Linked DNA regions of Homo sapiens: region 2 is linked to region 1. A link is an interaction called in ENCODE POLR2A ChIA-PET data of the cell type or tissue named here. Cell type or tissue: Panc1. All regions are shown on one strand. Each heading gives the region's core, and the rest is flanking DNA. Links, peaks and the distances in the headings are about the cores only.

The links. ChIA-PET counts read pairs that join two places held together with the same protein. Peaks named below come from ENCODE experiments on the same cell type or tissue, not always from the same donor. Only the 100,000 strongest peaks of a DNase experiment are listed, where the experiment ranks them.
Region 2: POLR2A ChIA-PET joins it to region 1 with 5 read pairs; 1 of 35 experiments calls an interaction of 5 or more read pairs at or near these places.

What each region holds. Positions count from the first base shown.
Region 1 is chr1:41,859,816-41,868,147 of GRCh38, reverse strand. The region is part of intron 1 of HIVEP3 (HIVEP zinc finger 3); the gene reads left to right. Among named protein-coding and RNA genes, the nearest start is that of HIVEP3, 55 kb to the left of the region's middle. In Panc1, for the core only: no CTCF peak of the experiment used is centred there; DNase peaks (open chromatin) are centred at 5,077 and 5,707; H3K4me3 peaks cover 330 bases; H3K27ac peaks cover 4,921 bases; H3K27me3 peaks cover 178 bases.
Region 2 is chr1:42,221,670-42,230,001 of GRCh38, reverse strand. FOXJ3 (forkhead box J3) reads left to right here. Exons shown (of 13, transcript NM_014947.5): 5 at 2,036-2,119. Among named protein-coding and RNA genes, the nearest start is that of GUCA2A, 61 kb to the right of the region's middle. In Panc1, for the core only: no CTCF peak of the experiment used is centred there; no DNase peak of the experiment used is centred there; H3K27ac peaks cover 426 bases.

The DNA of each region.
Region 1 (8,332 bases), core at 265-8,264:
AAGCAGGGTAGGAAGGAGGCCAGTGTGGCTGGAGTTAGTATCAGCTAGGGGAAAGAGGAGGCACTGAGGCCAGCCAGGTGGCCATGCGGGCCAGTTGGGGCTCAGCAGGTCAGTGATAGGACCTGGATGACCATGGTGGGTGGCTTTCACTGCTCAGAGACATTGGCTTTTATTTTGAGTGAGATGGAAAGCCTCTGGGAGCTTTTGGAAGGGGAGGGGGGAGGGCAGAGATCGAAGCAGGGAGTCCAGATGGGAGGCTGTGGCTGTGTTCTAGGTGATAGCATTGGAGGGGTGGGAAGTGATTGGATCCAGGCTCTGCCTTCAGATAGAACTGACAGGATTTACCTTGGTCTCCCTGCCCTGAACCTACACAGGAGGCGTGGGAGGAAGAACCCAAGTTAGGCCATTTACCAGATGGCACCTCGTAGTGGAGAGATGGTGGACAAGGTCGCATGAGTATGGGCAGGTGAGACCTTGAGGTGAGGCCAGCAGGGCCTTGTGCTTCCAAGGTTAAGCACGAGGGAGACAGAATCACTCATGATCCATGCAGCATATTTTCTCATTGAAATGCCTGCAGCAAGAAGGCCATCCTGCGGCCTAGTACAGGTGCCACGTGCAGCTGGAATGAGTCTGGAGGAGTCAGGCTAGAGAGGGAAGGTGGGGAGGGGCTGCTTGGTGAGGCCTCAGCATCTTCCTCTAGGAGGGGGTCTGCAAACTGCAGCCTGCTTGTGAGCCAAATTTGCCTGCCGCCTGTTTTTATATGGCACCTCAAACTAAGGATGATTCTTACATTTCTAAAGAGTTGTAAAATAAAAACATCAAAGAAGATGGTCCATAACCCTTTCTGGCCCTTTATAGAAAAAGCTTGCCAATGCCTGCTGTAGGCACATGATGGCCAGGACAAGGAAGCCCCATCCACCTCATTTCATGCCACTCCTGGAGAGTCTCGGAGGCTGGCCCTGAGCTAGAAATGCCCACTGCAGAACAGCTCTCTACCTGGAGTTCCTGCTGGAGTGTCCCCTCTCTAAGAGGGAGAGTGCCCAATAGCCACTGGAAGCTTGAGTGATGATTGGAAAGACTGGCCCTGGCTCTCCATCATGGTGGTGGTGAGGATGCAGAGGAATGACAGAATCATATATTTTGCAAGCTTTAAAGATGTCTGTTTTGCCTGTTATGCCTGAAATACTCAGAAGTCCCTCTTTCTGTCATAGGTATCCTGACGTTGAGTGTCCTTAAGACACAGTCAAGGTTTAAGTCAGGACATGGGCATTGAGCTGGGACATTAGCATCTTGTCCAGATTTTTCAGTGATCTGTAAATGACCTTTAGCATGCCAGGAGCTCCCTGTGCTCTGCAGCTGCTGACTGTACCGGGGTGATTTGCTTGAGGAAAAGACTAGGCTCATGCTCCTTTGAGTGCCTGATGGTCGGATGTGTTCCTTGGGGAAAATACCCAAGGTCAGAAACTGAGCCAAGAGAAGGCTGATTTGGAGAAGAGGAGGAGGTAGCTGGGGAAGAGAAAGGAACGGAACTGGGAAAGGACAGAGGTTACCTTTTTAAACCAACCTGACCTTCTGCTCCTGGCAAGCAGGCTTGGTCCTGGGTCCAGATCCAGTGAGTCCCACAGGGAGCAGCCAGGTCCACTGTGAATCCTTGGCAAGCAGCCTGCCCTAGAAAGTGGAGTGCACTGCATAGAGGCCCAGGAGTCAGTACAGGCAGTGGCCTGGCCTGGGGCCGACCCTGAGCTGCAGGTCACCCTAACCTGTTTGCCTTCCCTCTCTGGCTAGAGAGAAGAGAATCTTTGGCTCTTGAAGGTTGCTAATGCAGCAGCTGCAGTGGTTTCCACCATGCATCCCCTGTCCCTGAAGCTGGGGTGGAGGACCAGCCTCTGAGGAGTGGTGGCCTGGGGAAAGGGGCTAGAGCCTGACCCCTCCCTGCAGATGTGTCCATCCCCATCTCTCAGTCCCAAGGCAGCTGCACCCCCCACTTTGACCACTGCTGGTGTAAAGGGTGCTGAAGATTCCTGAGAGTCCACTGTGGATCTGCCTGGTGTGAGGAAGCTGGCCTCGGCTGGATAGTTATCCGTCTCTCTGTTTTGTTAATGGACAGTAGGGCCCAGTTGCCAGCTGCCATCACAGCAGCGGGGAGAGAAGGCACAGAAGGCCTCAGATTTCGATGCTCCCTTCTACCATAAAAGCCTTGTTAGTTTATTTGTCAAGTCTTTGGGACCTATTTATGAGCTCAAAGCTCCGTGTTATGTGGTTTTTTTTCCTTTTTGCCAAATCCCAAAGCTACGTGTAATGGACAGATAGTGTTAACCTTGGTATTAGCTCATAGTTAAAGCTGTTGCACTTTGTCCTCCTTCTTGCTATTGCTGTAAATTTTAACTTTTAAGACTTTTAAAAAATAACAGCAAATATAAGTTCCTATAAACTCTTGAGTCTACACCTACCTAGGAATTCACAAGCTGTATTCCAATCTAGAGTTCCCTGGTCATTTCTTACTTTGCTTCAAAATAATTCTCATCTCTGCAGAGCTCATCCAGTTTCCCCACATTATTTCCAGTGGAGGACCCAGCACTCAGAGACGCCCTTCTTTAAAGGTAACCAGAGGAAACAGCGATAATGCCAGGACCCAAGAGTGTGTCTGTGTCTTCCATCAGCCTGCAGTGTGGGATGTGACAGCTCCCCAGAGCATATTCTGAGGGGAGGGGCTAGATGACAGGGGTGGCTGTACTTCTGTGAGACCTCAGGATTCATGGATTCAGCCCCAGCTGCCCCTGCTATCACCGCCAGAGGTGGCAAATGGCATTTGACAGGTGGGCTGCACAGTGGGTCCAGCTCATTGGTGATGCCCCTTGGTAGGACCAGATCTCCTGTCTGTCCCATCTGATCCTTATTGCTCCTAATCTTTGTTTAGCCCCAGCTGCTGTTGTGGCTGTGACTATTATAAAAGATGGCGTGAACGATGATATGAGGAAGGGCTTTAATTTTGCTGGCTACCAAGGAGAGAGTGAATAAAAAAAATAGATCCAAGTGTCTACATTGAGAAGATGTTTGAGTTAACCACCTAATGGGGTCAAGTCCAATGATGGGATGGTTTGTGTACTTTATGACAAGCTCCTTCACCCTTGCTGTTTAACTGTCCCAGCCTCAAAAACTGGCAGGAAGCACAGTGCTCTCATTAATCTCTGCAAGACCTCCCTGGGAAACCAGATTAAGGAGCTCTGTGAAGAGAATCTGCTTATCAACATACTGATGAATGGGCTGGGTCAAGGGTGAGAGTCAGAGGCAGCCAGCGCTGAAGCGTAACCCCCTTGGATTAGAGTGGGTCGTTCTGTCTTTATGCCTATGTTAGCTGCTAAAGCAATTTGCAATCTGGACCTGATGCTCCTTTGATAGTCTTTCTTATCCAGAGTGTTTCCATGGGCCTGCTACCATTCAGCTGTGTCACTGGTTAGCTGCTGGCAAGACATCTGTGAATTCCTTTCCATCCTGACAGAAGCAGTTTATCCATTCTGCATATCCAGAGGTTCTCCTCATGACTCAGAGCCCCTCTGAGAAGAGAAACAGGTGAGCCAGGTGGTCTACTTACACATGTTCCAGTGCCCGGTTAGGGTAGTTCCAGCTCCTCTGTCTGAAAGTTGCCCATGACAAACTATTTATGGAGTAAGTAGGAGCATCTCTATGTGAAAGAACCAGCCTGAAGATGGCCACAGCTGCCTCCTTGATCTGTTCTTTCCGGGGCTTTAGAAATGGTGAGAAGTCACACTAGTTTTCTGCATCTTCATTTTCTTATCCATAAGACATAGGATGGGGAGATGATTGTCTGGCTCTGACCTCCTCTAAGTTTCTGTAACCCTCCAGCTCTCTGCTTGCTACGCACACCCAAATGTGAATGGTTTCTTCCCTCTCCTTTCCCTTCCTGTGAACCCGACCAGGGTGCTATAAACCCAAAGGAAATTTGGAAGGAAGGGAAGAAAAGGCCTGTCCCAATCCTGAGCCCTTGGGGAATCTCCAGTGGAAGAATTTAGAGAGTCTGTAGGGGAGAGCGGATGGGAAGGAGGGGAAAATGCAGAGCCAGGAGGGGCTGCCACTTCCTTTTGGTGCAGAGGATGGAATCTTCACCTCTCTCCACGTCTGATTCCAGGATGGATGATTTAGGGGGAATTTTCTGCAGATGGCTAATCCCATTCAGAAATTCTTCTTAGCTTCTATCAATAGTTGCGGCCCTTCTTAATCTGGATGTATTTGCTCATTTCCTGCAATAATCAGCTCTCACAATCGTAAATTTTAGAGCCAGGGAGAAACTTAGAGGCCAGCTTCTTAGCTTCAGCTTGACAGATGGAGAATCCTGGACTACAAAAATTTAAATGACTTGTCCAAGGTCACACAACCAACTAATTGAGAGAGGTAGAATTACTAGGATCTAATTTACATACAGTGAAATGTACAGATCTTATGTGTGCCGTTAGATCAATTTTGACGAACTCATGCACATGTGCTGCCCGCACCTCCGCTGGAGAACCAGAATTAGAATCATGCTCTTGGCTACAAATGCAAAAGTACAGAAAGCATAATGCCCACTGGGATTTCAGCTTCCATTTGGGAAGACCTTCCTTTCTCTGAAGGTCTGGTCCCCACTCCCTGAACTGGCACATGGTATCACCTCCCCTTTCCTTTCTTCTTTTGTCCCATTCCAAGAACCTATATTATTTTTGAGCCGGAGTTCAGATGTCTTCCTAGTTTAGTCAGGGTTGTCTAGGAAACTAGAAATAACTGCAGATTCCAGGCTCTACAGATCAGGTGATCCTTGGCTCCTCTCTTCAGAGCCATGTTAATTCCTGCCATCCTTTTCCAGCGTTCTCTGCTTTTTCCTGCCCTCACATTACTGGGATCACCCCCACCTTACGCAGTTTACTTTCAGCTCCCCAGCAGAAGCAGATCTGACCCTGCAGCTTAACTTCCCAGGAGGCAGTTGCTGGTAGCAGTCGATGCTGGGTGACATGTGCACAGATGACTCTGCGTCTGGGAACGTATGTGACAGTGGAGGAGGAACGCCTGTGAAATTCAACTTCTGTTTGACTCATCCTTGCCTTCCAGGAACTGGAGGAGGTGTGCATTTGAGACTGTTCAAGTCCATTTCACCTTAAGCATTGCTCTTGTGTGTGTGTGCATTCATTGTTTCCTTCCCTCCCGCTGCCATTCAGAATAACTGCAGCTGTGAGCCACTGCACTTGGGGTTACCATCTGAAAGGGAACCTGCTTATCTTCCGTCTATATCTGCCAAGTGAGAAAACTTGTCTCTACGTCAGTAAAGCTGGGCAGTGATGATATCCCTTGTTTTCAGGGATCTTTATCTGATTCCCTTGCCTGACTCCTAAAACCTAAGTCTCTGACCTGCCCTCCAATTCTCTTTTCACAACAAGCTGCCTGTCTTTGTCAAGATCTGTGGTCCACAGTCCTGTTGAATCTGTAGTTCATTTCTTAGACTCCCAGTGTGTCTAAAGAAATAGGAGGCAGGAGGCAAGCTTGGAGGGAATGGGAAATGTTGACAGCCATGCAGAAATGGATGGGGAGAGATGCATGCCAGGATGTTTGCAGTGGCTTGGGGGTGGAGGCAGAGGAGGTGCTGGGTGGCAAAGAGGAGGGAAAGAGAGGGGAGAGGGGAGGAGAAAAGAAAACAATGACTCAGTTCTTACACACTGAAGCATATGCATAAGTGTGAAAATAACTAAGCCCTACAGTATTTCAGCAGAAGGAAGGATTAGAGTTCTGGATTTCTGAGGATTTCTATCTTGTTCTCATGACTGCTCTTAGCTTATGGTCAGATAAATGTTAGGGGAGCATCAACGGAAGGAGCAAGAGAGGTGGAGAGGAGTGCAGAGCCCACACTTGTTGCTTATTTGTTTGGACAGACAGCCATTTCATTGGTGGATAAAACTTCACTTAACTTGTTAACTCCCCTTTGAAATGAGGAAGCATTGTCCGTAGCCTCGTGCTTCCAGTCAGTGCCACCTTTGGGTGGTCTGGCCTTTTTAAGTTCTTGTAAAGCTGCTCGAACCTGTGTCTTTATGTCTGACGATGCCACCTCCACCTCACATCCCCCAAGTTTTAAAATTCAGAACTGCCCCTGACTCATCCTTCATCCGCCCCCCGGCCAAATTTGTTTCCAAGCCCTTTAGATATTTGCTTTGTGGTATCTTCCAGATCTATTTCTTTCTCTCCCGTTGCCAACACCGTGGCCAGCCTGGTCTACACTGTAAAAGCTTTCTAATGTTCTCATCACCTCTCGTCTAGTCTGCATCCCCACAAAAAGCTAAAGTCTTGAAGTTTTTATTTAATTATGTTAATCTGCTGTTCACAAGTCTCCAACTGCTCCCTGCAGCTTATTGGAGAAAGCCCAAGCTTCTCTGTGTGGGATTCAGACCTCTCTGAAATCTGGCCTCCTTCCTTCCTATCAACGCTCTCATCTCTGCCTCCCTTGCACAAATCCTCCTCCCAGGGCTGGAAATGCAGGCAGCATGTGCAGGATGCAGAGCCTGTCTCATGCGGCGCTCACAGTCTCCCCACATCCCCAGAGGCCAGCTCACTTCTTAGCCACCTGCCTAAAATTTCCCCACCCTTCAAGGTAAACTCAATCCATTTTCCCATAAAGGCTGACCTGCATCCTCCTGAAAATGCCAGCTGCCCTCTTGGGCCTCTAGCAGAACACACTCCTGGATTCTTTGTGCCTTGATTTACCGTATTGCCAGCTACCATTGTGAATCTCATCTCCTTGGTTAAATCATAAGCCCTTAGAGTAGAGCAACTAGGTTTTTCTTTTTTCATTTCTTTTTTATAACCCTAGTGCTTGGCCTGGTGCAGTGTGCTCACAGGCCTCCATGAATTATTTTGGAGGAATTAAAGTGGACTTATCGGGCAAGCTACAAAGTGACTTTGTGTATTCAGCTATAACATGGTCCCCAGATGGAGCATGGTGTAGGAGTTTTATTTGGAGTCATTAGCCATTCTGCCCATACTGACGGACACAGGCAGTGCTATAGGCTGTGAATGGCACACAGCTTTTAACCACCACCCACCTCCAGTGCCCTGGCTCGAGTGTGCTGAGGGGCTGGCAGCAAGGCCTCTCCTCCCTCGTAGTTCGGGATTTTAATCACGTTGCCAAGAACCTAGTCCTGGCTTTGCCTCAATCTGATTCCACCTCCCTCCTGGAAGATGTTCTTCTTTTTGCTTTATTTTGGCTGCCAGTTTCGCTGCTCTGCTGCTTTCAGGTTTGTGTGCTTAAGGTGTGCCCACAGGAAAATTAGCCAGAATTCTAATTCCACGTGTGACTTCTTCGTTAGTGGAGTAATTTAAGAGATGTGAGTGTTCTGTTTCCAGCTGGCATTATACCTGTGGGGGCCAGACCCAGCAGGAAACTCCAACAATGGCAATGGTGGAGATATTAGGGGGAAATATCCCCTTAGTGAAAATGTAGAAGGTCCTCTGAAAACACTGCAAAATTTTTGCAAAAGGAGGGCGTCAGATACATTCAGATCCCTTTCCAATCCAAGAATAGTTTATTCTCTAAGAGCTATCTGGCTCCAGGTGTCTGCTTACTACAAACACAATGGAATTCTCCAAGTCCTAGCAGGGTTTTGACCAGCTCAGGAGAAAATTGCTATGTAAATACCTGTAGGGGAGTGGGGTTAGGAGGGTGTTTATGTCAAATTCTTGTACCAAAGCCAAATGCAAAGCAGGGAAAAAAGTTATAGCTTGAGATAAACAGACCACTGGCCCCACCTTAGGAGTCTTTGTGCTATGCTGACCTTGATTATGAACATGTTTGTTGTGGTAGGATTTGATCTATGACCACGAAGGTTTTCCATCTTGTCAAGGGGGAGATTTAAGGAATTCCCCCACTGTGGCATGCTGTAGCTACTAGAGGCATAACCATGTCGATTTGACTCTTCTCTCCGATATAACTGGGGTGTCTTTATGCAGAAGCTTATGAGAGATGTTTAGGCATCAAATCCACCTTGGGAAATCCTGGTGGAGGTCTTCAGAATCCAGTTGTTGATCCGCAAGCCATCTTTTCTTTGAGGTTTGCCTGCTACCTTTGCTGGTCTGGACAAGAGTGAAATGATCCCAGTGTAATAAAGGACTTCAGAGCTCATCCAGTTCTGCTGTCCACAAGGCACAGAGATGCCCAGTTCCCTGATGGGCAACCACCTGGCCCTGCTCAACCCTTCCCAGCGGTAGGGAGTTCACTTTGAGGCCACCTACTCTGCTGCATCTAATTATGAAAACGGGCTTCCTTTTTAAACATGAACAGGCAATTCGCAAGAGGAAC
Region 2 (8,332 bases), core at 245-8,244, 360 kb before region 1:
TTTATTGAAAGGTTTACTAACAAATCAGGGTCAAGTTTGGACATTGAATGGTTTCCCCAGATTAATACACATATACACACCCATCCAAAACAAAACTAAATGCTGGAATTTGTCATTTCTATGAAAAGTGGTTTTTAAACTATTGTCCAATGAGTTTTGGTATTTTCTCTGCTACTTTATTTTTAATTTTTATAAGAACTCAGTATAAAATTTTTCCCCCTTGCATTTATTCTGAAACTTGCTAGCCAAACCTATTCCCAAAATCATTGTTTTCCCATTTTTAGTGCTTTTTGTAGCATCTGCATTTTATAGGGTTCTTGGCAAGTTTGTAGTTCCTACCTAGCAGGTTCTTACCACATCTGGTAGACTCCTTAGCTGAAATGTAGTGACCGTTTTGAAAAGATAACATAGAAATACCCCAGCAGTAGCTGGGCGATGAAATGAACATTAAGCTCAGGTACCTACATAGACCAGAATCTGAGACGTACACACCTACCTTGTACCCCAACAGTGTACACTGACATGTACATAGTAGTACCCTGTACACTGATATTCTTGGTGCAGTTTGTTAAACAGCTTTTTTTCCCTTCTCATTTCGACAGATGTTAATTGAGTACTTGCTTTGTGTCTGACATTGTGACTGGCACTGTGGATATAGAAACGAGTAAAATAGTCCCTATCCATAAGGAATTTATAGCCTAGAAGGGGATACAGACCTGTAAACAGAATTGAATGTTAATTTGCAAACAATGGTCTAAATGTGTAAAAAGTGTAGAGATCTTGCAGAGGGAGAGAGTGATGAATTCTTGGGTATGGCAGGACGGTCAGAAAAGGATTCCTTTGGATAATCCGAGGTAAAATTTGAAGGTGGAATATGAGTTTGTCATTGGTATGGTAGGTATTACAAGTAGTGAGGTCAGCGTGTAGGACAGGAACAGATAAACAACATGGTATGTTCAAGAAAGTATAAGGAGATGATTCGTGTTGGGCATAAAGTGTGAGGATTGATAGGTGAGGGTTGTATTTCCCCTCATTGTTAAGCGTTGCCTTAAAAAACGGCCTAGGAAGATTAATGAGATAGTAGAGGTGAAGACTAAATTTGGATATGATCACTGGGATTAATTGTAAAACTAGGATATACATTGTGTTTCTGTTTCTGAAATGCATATCTTCCTCCCTTCCCTCTTTCCCTTTCTTGAACTCCCCTCTTTCATGCTTTCCTCCCCCATGTGTGTGTGTATAGAGGCAGGATAATTGAGGGAAAAAGAGCTAAAAATCCAGACTTTGTTTCTGTTTGTTTTTGTTCCTGGTTCTCACAACTTTGAATGGGAAAGCCACTTTATCTTTCTGTGTTTTGCTCTTCTTGTTTGTATAATATTTGCAAACTTATATTATCTATGGATCTATGCTTTTCCAAAGTTTTTTTTTTTTTTTTGGAGAGTCACAGTTTCTGAGTACCTGGAACACAGTAGGTGCTCCATACATATTTTCAAATGAATGCTGTGATAACTTGTCTCAAAAAGTAAGAGAGAATAGTTAAGTCACGACAGAGTAAGCAGTAAAAAGTTTATGTACGTATCATTGCTTCTCAGGAACACTTACTATATAAAATGTGTTCAAGCAGTTTGTCTTTAAAAATGTTTCACTAACCATGTAGATTTGTGAGGTCCTGGGCTATAGAAACTACAGTATCTTTATACATTAAATTCTTTTATTGTCATATAATTATCATCTGTTCAATTGAGAATTACTATAAAAAATGTGTTTTGTTGATCATTTTCTTTCTAAATTTTGGTGTGGCAGAAGTTCTTGGATTTGGATTCTTCAGTTTATGAAAGTTTTCTTTTAATAATGTAATTATAAGTGGATATATTTTCTTATATAATCTTTTTCTCAGTTCAAAACAAGTGTTTCTTGTGCTATTTTTCCATTGTATTTGCAGAATGTTTGCTTTTGATGCAAAGGATTATAAAAATCCATTTTAATATCATAGGTTTGCTGTAATATACTGTTAATATAATTTCTTTACCTCTAGGGGTCCTACTGGGCAATAGACACCAATCCGAAGGAAGATGTGCTGCCTACTCGGCCAAAGAAGAGGGCACGATCTGTAGAACGGGTAAAGGCTCTTTATCATAAATTTAGTGTAATGCATTGAATATGTCTGAAATACAGATTTTGAAAGTTCTTTTCCAGTCTAGCACATGTAACTATAATGATGGTAAGATTTTATTTGTGTAGCATTTTACATTTTTCAGAACACTTTTCAGACTCATTTTATTTGATCTTAACTCTGAGGGACAGTTTAGGAATTAAGTAAAAGGTTTTGTCATAATTAGGGCGCAGGTGTCGTTTGAGACTTGAATCCAGCTCTCTTGAGTTTTAATTTGGTATTCTTTTCTCTACAACATTTAGGAATAGTTTTATGTAACACAACTATTCCCTTCTATTATAGAGGATCAGTTTGGTTGCATTGAATTTTCCCCATTGTCCTCAAAATACCTTTTCCTGGTTCTGTCCATTTAATAGTCACTTTGTACACAACATTTCTAAGTTGGGTGCGTGTGTATTGCTTGTAAGATAATTCTTACTTGTGAATTAATGGTTAAAATTAATTTGCAAGAGTGAAAGTAAAAAGGAACTATAGTTAATATCCTAAGTTGTCTATTTTAACATATTTTTAGTCAGCACTTTGACTGCCGTCAGCTTTCCTTATCCTTTCTGCATTTCCAGCATCTCAACTAAAACATACAAACACATATCCATCCTACCTTACTGTTCTTCAAGACCCATTTCTAATGTTAACTGCTTTGTGAAGCTTCGCTTACTCTCTTCCATTTTTGTTCTTGTAGAATTTTTATAAAACTCTTTTATGGAATTTCTTACACTTTGTAGAAATTATTTGTTTTTATATTTGTCTCCTCTACTGGAATATGTGCCCCTTAAGGGCAGAGAAAATACCTTTCATTTGTATCTCCAGTGTTACCATTTTTCACAGCTTATAATAGATACTAGTAAATGTTTGCAGCATGAATCAGGGCAAAGAGAATAGGATAAGATGGAAGAAATGGAGTAAATGCTTGTCAAATAAATTTGTTCTGTGCCCATTCCCAGTAAAGGGTTAAAACTTTTGAGCCTCAAAGATAAAGATCTCAAACTGGGATTAGGTTGGGATCACATGAGTTCATGAGGTACAGCAGCAATGAGATTTAGTAAGGAAGATTTATTGGATTCAGCAGAGGGAATTCAGTAAGCCAGTTATCAAGATATATAAAATGAATTCTTAGGCCAGAACAACTTTTGACTTTACACAAACCAGAGTTTAAGAAGTTAAAGTTTAGTATTGGTGACATGGTCTTCTGGTAACAGAGCTAGACAAAATTTTTTTTTTTTTGAGATGGAGTCTCGCTCTGTCACCCAGGCTAGAGTGCAATGGCATGATCTCAGCTCACTGCAACCCCACCTCCTGTGTTCAAGCCATTCTCCTGACTCAGCCTCCCAAGTAGCTGGGATTACAGGCACCCACTGTGCCCGGCTAATTTTTATATTTTTAGTAGAGACAGGGTTTTGCCATGTTGGCCAGGCTTGTTTCGAACTCCTGACCTCAGGTGATCCACCCACCTTGGCCTCTCAAAGTGCTGGTACTACAGGCGTGACCCGCCGTGCCCGGCCAGAGCTAGACAATTTTACAAGAGATGTTGATAAGCTCAGTATGTTATCATTTGAGAAGGAACGAACATCAGTTTCTGCTCTCTTGCCTTTGCCTTTTTTTTTTTTTTAAGCACTCCTCTCAGCTTATACCTAGCCTTTGCCTTTTAAAGTAGGCTTAATGCATGGACATTATATGAATGTGTGGAGTATAAAACATTTAGCATCTGTTGCCAGAATTTGAAGGAAGGGGAGAAAAATTCACATTTTAAAAAACACATAGCATTGTTAAACAATTTGGAAAAGATTGAAGAGCTGAAGAATTGCGTTCTTCTCTATTTGCTTTTTTCTTCTGAAGTTCCTGGAATTTCAGTTATTTTTGGAAGTTGGAATTGGGCGAACAACTGTCCGTGTCTTTTGGATATTAAGCTTGCCTTTTATTCTTGTTACCTTGTTTTATTAAAGCAATCCCTCCCTATTTTTGAGAGTCTTCCTTTTTTTTCTGAGACTGTATTGGCAGTTTTATAGTGGAGGCCTAAAGAAATACAGGATTCAGGTTACAAAAACATGTGTTATTGAATGTACATTTTGGACATATATTTTCTGTATTCATTTTCTACTGCTTTTTGATCATCACTTTAAGTTTAAAATGTAAAATATTCAGAAATTTACTTTTGTGGTATATTTTCACAAAGTATTCATAAACATACCAGGGCCTTTCGATTACTAATACTGATATTCATTTTGGCCTAAGCTGGATATTGGTTGCCCCTGTAGGAGCATACAAAGAGATTAGCTGTAAGCAAAGGGCATATAATTAGGGGGACAGATATTATTTAACAAATATACTAAAATATAGTGTTCTTATGGAACATAATTTCCTGCCCTGATAAACTGAATTACCTGTATTTTTCCTTTAGAGTTTTTTTTAGAGTGGGAAGTGAGAGGTTATATAATATATAGTATTTTTGTTAGGACAGAGTTTATATTTTAAGTAACCATTGGGTTTTATCTAAGAAAATGCCTAGGGCAAATAGTGATGGTCCTGAACATGACCTTCAGACATTTAAAGGATAAAAGTTAAATGTAGATGGTAAATAAATTGATACCCCTCTAAGTTCCGTATTAAATTTCTGAAATTTGTGATTCCTTTGTCCACATGTAAACATTGAAATTCTGTGTGAAAAAAATAAAAATTATTTCACACATTTTTAATTTTGAAGTGATGAGCTTTTGATGGAACAGAGAAGGCTTTCTTTCCTTTTTTTTTTTTGAGGGGAGTCTGGATTTCACTCTGTCACCCAGGCTAGAGTGCAGTGGTGCTGCTGGCTTACTGCAGCCTCTACCTCCCGGGCCCAGGTTGATCCTCCTGCCTCAGCCTCCTGAGTAGCTGGGACTACCACCACGCCCAGCTAATTTTAAAATTTTTTGTAGAGATGGGGTCTTGCCATGTTGCCGAGGCTGGTCTCAAACTCCTGGGCTCAAGCAGTCCACCCACTTCAGCCTCCCAAAGTGCTGGGATTATAGATGTGAGCCACTGGGCCCAGCTGAAAAAAGACTTCTAAACTGCTAAAGAGAAGTGATTTTAAAAAATGCAAGCAAGAGCATCTTTATGTCTTAAACGGAAGATAAAGCTTGACAGTTACCTCCATCCTAATATTATTTTTTCTTTCTTATTTTTATTTATTTATTTTTTCTTTTGAGACAGAGTCTCAAAAGACACCCAGGCTGGAGTGCAGTGGTGCAATCTTGGCTCACTGCAACCTCTGCCTCCTGGGTTCAAGTGATTCTTCTGCCTTAGCCCCTCCGAGTAGCTAGGATTACAGGCGTTCACCACCACGCCCAACTAATTTTTGTATTTTTAGTAGAGATGGGGTTTCATCATGTTGGCCAGGCTGGCTCCATCCTAATATGCTTAACCCAGTTCTCTGGAATACTTACCTGTCCCCTCCATTTACATGAGCATAAGCCTGTGTGTGCTCTCTGTTCTGTTATTATTATATTTCTTCTTTTCTTAATCCATGAGTTAGTTTATAAATCTCCTTTTCCTTTTAAAAATTTATTTCATCTTATCATTTTTTAATCATATAATGGTCCTGAAGACCTTAAACAAATTGAATAAAATTTCAGTTTATTGAAAAGATACTGAATAAAATGGACAGACTCTAGTAGGAATCTCATATTTCTTTTCTGACTTCACAACTTACTAGTTCCTGTGACTTTTGGCAAGTTGTTAAATTCTTTGCACTTCAGTATTCTCAGCTATAAGTAAGAGGCTAAAAGTCAAAACAATAGAAGATTATGCTGAATTTATGTGTCAAATGCTTTTTAAAGGATTTTATGTGTATTAACTCATGTAATTTTTAAAATAACTCTGATGAAGCTGATGAACATGGATGTTAAGTGAGTTATCCAAGGTACTAAAAAATACCAAAGCCAGAATTTGAACTCAGATAGTCTTGCCTTCACAGTTTGTGCTGTCTACAACTACATTATTCTTCCACTGGTATTTGTTATGCTGAAGACTACAACACTGAATCAAAATTCTTTTTACAGATGCATATTCTGTTGTGAGCTCATCATCCTTGATTTAAAGCAGAATTCCCTCCATTAATTCAAACATATATAATTAAGTAACATAAATGTGATTATAAATGACAGAGCAAATATTAAGTAATGAATTTGGTAGACCAACTGAAGTGATTCAGAATACATAATGCTGTCTGGGAAGGCCTCTAAGGAAGAGGAATGAGACTTTGAGACTAGTAATTTTGGTGCGAAAGTGGAGCTGTTTTTGCGTAGAAAATGCTAAAGGATGTTCCACTTGGAGACACAGCATGCATGATTGACTAGTAGGTAAGAAGTACAGGTGGGCATAATTGAAGACCGTTTAAATTATTGTGAAGAACTTAGGCTGGAGTGTGGATATTTAGATAAGGGGTGGACAGATTTGGTTAGATAAACTAAAGTTATGAGATCAGGACTTTTACTTTGATTTGACAGCCCATAGTGTTGAGAAGTGAATCAAAACAGTTAAGGTACATAGTCTTCACATAACCCATTGCAAGAGGAAGATGCTGAGTAGATACAGATGGTGTTGCAATAGTAATGGCCTGAGCTAGGGATATATACATAAATGAGGTTCTCTGGAAAACTAGCATGCTTTCTGAATGCTGTATATACCTGTAATTATATGTAGTGTCATTTTATCAGTTTGACAGATCTTTATTCTGTAGATACTGTGTGCCAGGCATTGTACTAGGGTACTGTGGTGCATACCAAGAAGAATAAGACGTAAGACACATAATTTTAGGACAAGGGTAAAGTATAGAAGGTATTTTAAGAAAGATAAACTATTGTGTGCAGAGGAAGGAGAGATTATTTCTTACTAGTACTGTCTGAGAAGGCTTCATAGGTTATGTGGCTTAGCTTTCAGGTGGTGATAGGCAGAGCAAAGTAGAGAGAATACCATTCAGGGTATATGTCTAATAAATGAGGGTTAAGTGTCTATCATTAAAAGGTATTGTTCTAGATCCTGAGGAAACAGCAATGAACAAAACACAAAACCTACTTCCTGTCCTCATGAAGTTTATGTTCTGATTGAGGGGAGGGAATTTAGAGTGAGAAAGGTAGGAGTAAACACAAGATAAGAGGTCTTTATTAAAGGTATTGGGTAGAAAAGTATTAGGATTTGAGTGGGAACACAGTAGTTAATTTTGTCTGGATAAGATTTTCCTTTTTGAAGTTAATTTGCATTATAAAAATTCATGCTTATCAGACCACACCTTTTGTATTCTAAGCACTAAGTGTTGAGGGAACAGTTGGTAAACAAGACAGTCATACCCTCTCCTCACTCAAGCAGGGAAGATAAACTGATAAGGTAGGATGAATGTACATTCCTGGTGTTGCTTATTGTCTCAGCATAACTACTAGTTCTGCATTCATTCTCCAAATAGCTTGTGGATGATAAATTATGTGGTCACAGAAAGATAAGGGTTTTTGAGAACTGTGGGGCCATGTAGCAGAGAGGCATAACAATCTAATAATCAGGGAAGGTTTTCTTGAAGAAGTGACGTTAATTGGAGGCCTGATGGATGAACTGAAATAGGGCAGATTAGTGGGATTTGGAAGGTGAAAAACTGGTTGTAAAAAGGAATGCCCTCAAAGCGCAAGACAGGTCAGTATGGTTGACTGAGCATGGAATCCAAGAAAGACAGTAATTCCTTATTTTTCAACTTTTTATTTCTTCTTCTTCTTCTTCTTCTTCTTCTTCTTCTTCTTCTTCTTCTTCTTCTTCTTCTTCTTCTCCTTCTCCTTCTCCTCCCCCTCCCCCTTCTCCTTCTCCTCCTCCTCCCCCTCCCCCTCCCCCTCCCCCTCCCCCTTCTTCTTTTTTTTTTTTTTTTAATAGAGACAGGGTCTTGCTACATTTCCCAGGCTGGTCTCAAACTCCTGGGCTCAAGCAGTTCTCTTGCCTTGGCCCCCCAAAGTACTGGGATTAAGGTGTGAGCCACCTGTGTTTGGCCAGTTTCCTGACCTTTTTGCATTTTGCTTTTTAATTTGGGCTTGCAAGCAATTAAACTATTCCAAGGAAACTAGTGTCAAGGAGTAGAAGAGGGAACATATATCTTAGGTAGTTTTTTAGCAGTGGATCATGCCTGTAATCGCAGTACTTTGAGAGTCCTGG